Regions from separate parts of the Homo sapiens genome. Here region 2 is linked to region 1. Evidence: chromatin contacts called from ENCODE Hi-C or POLR2A ChIA-PET data. All regions are on one chromosome and are shown on one strand. Each heading gives the region's core, a stretch centred on a gene start or an enhancer-like site at or near the end of the contact. The rest is flanking DNA. Distances are from core to core; before and after follow the strand shown.

What was found. Hi-C counts contacts between places; a loop is a spot of excess contacts on that map. ChIA-PET counts read pairs that join two places held with the same protein, here RNA polymerase II (POLR2A). Pooled maps may share reads with other maps.
Region 2: a map of psoas muscle shows a loop between it and region 1 (1.8-fold over the local background). The contact joins two enhancer-like sites. A Hi-C loop is called at or near these places in 1 of 168 maps with a recorded cell type or tissue (psoas muscle) and 1 of 50 pooled maps. POLR2A ChIA-PET finds 5 or more read pairs at or near these places in 2 of 52 experiments (activated naive CD8-positive, alpha-beta T cell and naive thymus-derived CD8-positive, alpha-beta T cell).

Annotation. Positions count from the first base shown.
Region 1 is chr21:46,423,977-46,427,334 of GRCh38, forward strand. It overlaps PCNT (pericentrin), which reads left to right. Exons shown (of 47, transcript NM_006031.6): 33 at 1,855-1,995. Among named protein-coding and RNA genes, the nearest start is that of DIP2A, 33 kb to the right of the region's middle. RefSeq lists enhancers at 2,489-2,990, 2,991-3,358. Within about 2 kb of position 1,820, at least 6 of the 41 ENCODE cell types and tissues checked have a DNase peak (open chromatin) inside an H3K27ac peak, as active enhancers do; they include psoas muscle, where a contact is called at or near this core.
Region 2 is chr21:46,249,044-46,252,401 of GRCh38, forward strand. It overlaps MCM3AP (minichromosome maintenance complex component 3 associated protein), which reads right to left. Exons shown (of 28, transcript NM_003906.5): 20 at 2,486-2,639. MCM3AP-AS1 (MCM3AP antisense RNA 1) reads left to right here. Exons shown (of 4, transcript NR_110565.1): 4 at 543-2,658. Among named protein-coding and RNA genes, the nearest start is that of MCM3AP-AS1, 21 kb to the left of the region's middle. Within about 2 kb of position 1,557, at least 3 of the 41 ENCODE cell types and tissues checked have a DNase peak (open chromatin) inside an H3K27ac peak, as active enhancers do; they include psoas muscle, where a contact is called at or near this core.

The sequences.
Region 1 (3,358 bases), core at 570-3,069:
TATTGTCTTAATTTCTGGCCTGTGTTTTAGAGTGTGGAGCCCTGGGGTTGTGCCCACACTGACGCCGCAGTGGGGAACTGAGTGGAGCTGGGTGCTTGCCCCACTTGGAGGTGGCTCCAGGCGCGTGGGGGACACCCACTGCTCAGATGCAGCCACAGACGCCAAGAGTGTGGTCGACGCTCTAATAGCCCCTGTGGTCCCTATGCTGAGGAGGCTGAGAGGTCCTGAGCACGGGTGGGGCCCCGGCCACTCTTGGCCACCTCTGGCCGTGCCTGGAATTGAGCCATAAGTGGGCAGGGTAGGTGCTGGAGCTCAGGAAATGAGGACTCCCCTGCCTCCGCCGCTGCCACCACCACCACTGCTGACAGGCAGAGCCGCCTGGTCCTGAGTGTGGAGATGGCAGAACCTTCTCAGCCCTAGTGATTGTGTCTGTGGGACCCCCCAGGCTGCCTCACAGGCCATGTTCTAAGGTACCCACTGGTCTCTGCCCCACTTCCCGGCCTCACGGGAACCCACCTGCAAGGGCCCCGTGTCACCTGGCGGGAAGCTGTGGCCCAGGGCCTCTGCATCTCTTCTTTGTAAGAGATGTTTTTTAAAATGCATTTTCTCCTCTATACAGAATCTAGAAAAGCATATTAAAAAGAAGGAAATGGCCTGTCCTCTGCAGCTGGAAGAGAGGGGCCAAGCAGCTTCAGGGCCTGCCCGCCGCCCTGCTCCCCCGGCCCTGCTCCCACTGCGCCCCCCCCAACCCTGCTCCCCCAGCCACGGCCTTGCTCCCCCCGTCTCCGCTCCTCCCCGCACCACCCCGCTCCCCTCAACCCCACCCTGCTCTGCCGCAGACCTCAGTTTGCATCCATCCTGTGCCACATACGTTATGTTTAAAGTAAAAGTGTTTTCAGTTGTTAGAGATGAACATAGTGTGCAATTTGGTTTCACACTTTAGTGTTAATATTTGACCTTTTTTGGCATATCGTTAAAATTACAGGAAAGCCTATTTTCAGTCAGTCACACCCGTCGTAGGCTTCATCATTGCCTCATTTTGCATTTCCCTCTTTTTGGACTTTATTAGATTATTTTTCTCTTCAGGTTTTTATGCAGACGTGTCCTGTGCTTGGGTGTGTGCTCATGTGGTGGTGACCGCGCTGAGCCTCTGGGCTCTGGGCTCTAGGCTGGTCGTGACACCAGCTTCTCCATAGGGCCGTCTGCTTACCCCTCAGCCTCTCTGGCGAGACAGTCAAGTGTGTGTCCGGACACCAGCTGCTGCGTAATCGGTGGGATAAAGCAGCCGCCTCGTGTTCACAGACCTGTGGGCAGGGCCTGCTGGGGATGGTTTTCTCTGCTCCCCGTGCCCAGCACAGGCAGCTTCACCCCACGCTGGTGGTCGGCACTGGCCTCAGCCGGACCACGCACAGAGGCCTCCTGGGTGGCCATCGTGTGGCCTTCTCGTAGCGTCCCAGGTGGGCAGGGAGTGTGTGATATGTTTGTGATCTCGCTGTGGACATTGGCCTAAAGCCCTGCCCTGAGCTTTGTCCAGGCTTAGGCGGGGGACGGTGTCCCCCTCAGGGAGCAGGTGGAGTGGAGGAAGTGGCGGGGCCATCTTTGGAGTGGCTTATAGAGAAATTCACTCCAAGCCTGGCTTCCGTGTTGTCTCTCTGAAGGTCGGGAGAGGTGGGCTTGAAAACCTTGTAGCTTGAGAAGTGGGTGCCGCCTGTACGAAGCCGAGGCGGTGCCCTCCCTCTCCACAGCTGCCCGCCCTTCACAGAGTCCTGGCGGCAGCTCGGGGCCGCAGGTGGTGTAGAGCGTGGCTGTGTGGGGTGGCAGGCAACTCCCTTCTGACGCGCTTTCCCGCCACAGGCTTTACTGCAGATGGTGCGTGACGAGAGCCACCAGATCCTGGCGCTGTCAGAAGGCCTTGCACCCCCAAGCGGCGAGCCACACCCACCCCGGAAGGAAGACGAGATACAGGACATCTCGCTCCATGGGGGAAAGACGCAGGTTTATTTTGCCCTTCACACACTTCTTTTCCAAAGGATTTAAGGAGCTTGTGGTAATGGCCGCGTCCTTAGGGCCACGTGGACACTAGGATTTCTTTCTTTTTTTTTTTTTTTTTTTTTTTTTTTGAGACTCGGCTCACTGCAACCTCCACCACCCCGGGTCAAGCAGTTCTCTGCCTCAGCCTCCCGAGTAGCTGGGATTACAGGTGCATGCCACCATGCCCAGCTAATTTTTGTATTTTTAGTAGAGACGGGCTTTCACCATCTTAGCTAGGCTGGTCTTGAACTCCAGACCTTGTGATCCACCCGCCTCAGCCTCCCAAAGTGCTGGGATTACAGGCATGAGCCACCGTGCCTGGCCTAGGATTTTTTTTAGCACGGCCAAAAAGACTGAGGTCCAAGAACCCTGGGGAGGCCTTCCCATCTCCCACAGCCAGCGCAGGCTCTCGGGGCAGGTTCCCTGCGGGACGTGGAGGTGTGTGGGGGGCAGAAGGGCTCAGGGCTTTCAGGCCTGTGCCCTGTGTGAGCCTGCGGGGAGGCTGAGAGTGGTCCCTCCTGGCCATGTGGCCCTGCGGACTCGGCCCATTCCAGCACTTGTCCCCCAGGGCCTCTCCTCCTGCCACTCGGGTGACTTGCCCTCCGGCCTCATTCCTCCCCTTGGGTCTCTCCTACCTCCCCCTCCACACCCCAAGCCCCAGCAACTGGACCTCAGGGCCTCACCTCTGTGCTGTCGACCCCGCACCCCACTTTTCCCCAAGTCCTCCCCATCTCCCTGCCTGTCTGCTTCCATCACCAGGGCTTGTGGAGGTTGTGGAGTGGGTGCCAACTCCCATCACGCTCCCTCCCATCTCCGTGCCCACCCTGTCCTGCCCCTGTGCCTGCCTCTGACTGGGATCAAAGCTTTGTGAGGGAGGGAAGGGCTTTCTCCCTGTGCCTGGAACGCACAGGGTGTGCTGGTGCCATGGAGAGCCGGTGGGAGGGTCAGCCCCACCCGCCTCCGCTCGCCCCTCCAGCAGGCCCTGGTTGTGTGCGAGCGGCAGCCTGGCTGGCATTCAGGAGGCTCATTGGTGCTGCACGCTGCCCCTGGGGACCAGCGGGTAGCCCCTTGCAGCCTTAGGTCCCCTCCAGGCCCTGGGCCTTGAAGGCACAGCAGCAGGAAAAGAGGGAAGGAGCTTTGCTGACATTTTCCTGACCTTACTTTATCGTCTTTTTCAGTCTCTTCTGTGCTCATGATGGCAGCCTTTGCTTCTCGTGCCTTGAATGGCCCTGGGCAGTGTGTGTCTTCTCTTCTGTCAGGGTCATTTCTGTTTGAACGGCTGTCAGTCTGCTCAGCTGCCGTAACAGAACACCCCAGACCAGGGGGC
Region 2 (3,358 bases), core at 307-2,806, 180 kb before region 1:
CCAGTGCCAGTGTAACAAAGTGAATTTTTAGGACGCCATGAACAGAGAGAAAAGGCTTCCACAGAGAAAACCAGGCCACACAGAAAGGAACAGGAATGGTACAGCAACAATGGATGCTAGGTGACAGTGGAGCAAAACTGGAAGGCAAATAATTTTCTTTCTTTTGAGACGGGGTCTTCCTCTGTCAACACCGGAGTGCAGTGGTGCGATCACGGCTCACTGCAGCCTCGAACTCCCAGGTTCAAGCAATCTTCCCACCTCAGCTTCCCAAGCTACTAGAACTACAGGCACACACCACCATGCCCAGCTAATTTTTGTATTTTTTATAGAGACAGGGTTTCACCGCGTTGCCCAGGCTGGTCTCGAACTCCTGCACTCAAAACAATCCGCTCACTTCGGCCTCCCAAAGTGCTGGGATTACAGGCATAAGCCACTATGCGCGGCCAGGAAAATAATTTTCTACCTATAATTTTACAAACGTAGCTAAACTATGAAGCAAATGTCAGAATGAAATAAATGCATTTTCTTTTTCTTTCCCCCAGCTTAAGGTATTTTGTTAATAAAATCATTTTCATAATGGAAAAGACTCAGAAAATTCCCCTCGCATGACATATAACATCCAACAAGGGGCTGAACCAAGAAAAAATACTGCAGCTGCTGCTAATGGCAACACTGAGCAAGCACCTGGCCTGTGCCAGGCACTGTCCTGTGCAGTCTGTGTTTGCACTCATTTTATCCTCAAGAGCCAGATGAGCATCTCCACCAGACAGCACCTGCAGAGGCTTGGGCAGTTTATTTTACCGTCTCTGAGTAAAATAGGGATAATAAGTAACAGTACCCATACACAGGTGGCAGAGACGCTAGGGAACTTGCCCAAGGTCACAGAGCTTCCAAGTGGAGGAGCAGGGACACATATGCTCACAATGATGGCACTAAGGCACATGTTGCCTGGATGGAGACCAGCCCACAGATGAGAGTTCCAGGACAGAGGGAACATGGATGGATCAAGTGAAGTGACAGAACATTTGGAAAACTCTACCGAGATATATACGGCCCCCCAGTAAAATTAAAGAGATAAAGAGAACTACATTAAGTGAGACAATAAGGCAACTCTATTTCTTGCAGGAAAAAAATAATTGTGGTTATAGAACACTACTGGTTCTGAGGTGAATAGCAGTCACAGAGCCATCAAAATATGACCCCACTCACTGAAGTAATACAAAGTGCTAGTGTAGCTATCCCGGGAAGACGTGGAAGGCCGAGCAAGGACCATGGCACAAGAGGCCACGCTGTACCTAGTATGGTATGCAGTGGCCAAGAGGACCCCCCTGATTCCACCTAGTGTTCATGCCCACGTGTGATCTCCTGCCCCGTGAGCTGGGCCTAGCCACTCACTTCTGACAGACAGAAGCCAACAAAAGCAACAGGATGTCACTTCTAAGTTTAGGTTATAAACACACTCAGACTTCCATCTAGGCTCACCTCTTGCTCACTCTGATGAAAGCCAGCTGCCATGCTGTCAGCTGGGGAGAGGCCCATGTGGCAGGAACTGAGGAAGTCTTTGGCCACAGCCTGCAAGGAAGTGAATCCTGACACAAGCTCACTAGAGTGAGCTGGGAAGTAGATACCCTTCAGTCAAGCTTTCAGATGAGGCCACAATCCTAGCCAACATTTTCATTTCCACCCATGAGAAACCTTGAGCCAGAAGACCCAAGCTAAGCTACACCTGGATTCCTGACCCACAGATACCATGATAACAGACATTATTTTAAGCTGCTATGTTAGGAGTAATTAGTTATTTAGGAATAAGGTAACTAATACATTTATATTAATGGGAAGTCAGCAGAGAACATTTAAATGGATAAACTGAGAAATGGCTGTGTAAGTGTGTGATCTGGAAACAGGAGAAAAATGCAGCCCTGAAGAAAGGAGTTAAGAGAGGAAGGAGGAGCTACTATGTCTCATTTTAAATCACGTGGGTGGCATTATTTGACTTCTTTTTAAGTACACGGAAGTGTTACTTTCTTAAATGAAAATGAAGGTAACAGCAGCAGTAAACTAATTTCCAGTAGATGAAATGTGACTTTGTAATCCCAGGAAAAGGGAAGAATTTGCACCAAGAAGTTACTGTTACCTCAGAATGGCAAGAGCATGGATGGCTCTTATCATCATCTTTATACTTCTTTTACATTTCCTCATTTTTTAAAAGTTTTGTGTACATATTACATTTAGGAAATCCAATATATAGTATTAAAACAGAAAAAGTAAAGAAGCAGGCTGGGCTTGGTGCCCACTACTCAATTTGACTGGCTTAAAAAAATTTTTTAAACGACATGTACGGACAGACATAATACTTGCTTCTGAGCCTCCCAGTCTTTCAAAACCACATTAGGGAATAAGCAGTATTTGCATGGTTCCAGTGATATCTGGGAGTAAGTGAAAGTAATGAAAACACAGAAGTAAACACAAAGTAATTATAGTTCACCTTTATACACACGTTAACAGAAATCATCTGATCCCCTTTGCTGCTAAGTGAGTTGAAAAGCGAAAGCGTCTGAATCCCACCAGCATCGCTGGATGTGTCATCCACTGAGCCTTCATCTCCCATGAACTTGACTTTTAACCAATTTGCTAGAATTCTACAGATTTAAAAAAAACAAAAAACAAAAAAAACACTTGAAGAATCTAATTCTATATTTGAATTATAAAGACTTTCAGGAAAAGAAGAAAGAAAAATATCACACAGACCTAGGTCCACAAATACCACATCTTACTATGAAGCTGATCTGCACAAAACAGGCTGTTGTTTTAAAATGGAGCAACGATCTGTACTCGTTCTTTTTTTTTTTTTTTTTTTTTTGAGCCAGGGTCTCGCTCTGTCGCCCAAGCTAGAGTGCAATGGCACAAACTTGGCTCACCGCAGCAAGCAAACCTGCCTCAGTAGCTGAGACTACAGGCACGGGCCACCATGCCCAGCTAATCTTTCCATTTTTTTTGTAGAGTGTCACTCAAAGGGTCTCACTATGTTGCTCATGCTGGCCTCAAACTCCTGGGCTCAAGCAATCCTCCCTCCACAGCCTCCCCAGTTGCTGGGATTACAGGCATGAGCCACTGCTCCCGGCTTCTACTTGTTCTTAATTGGGCAGGAGGAGGGGGCACTCCATTCCATTAGAATGGAACTGGCTCATTCTAATGTGACTTAAAATTCTGAAGCATTAAGATTTTCAGCAATAGAAAACATCCCTAGAGTTTGAAATACATGTTTTTTACAGATCAAATTTCTCATACCTGAGACCTTAAGAATTCTTAAGTGACATACGAACTTAGCAAATGAGAAGACAGCTATTTTAAGAAATGA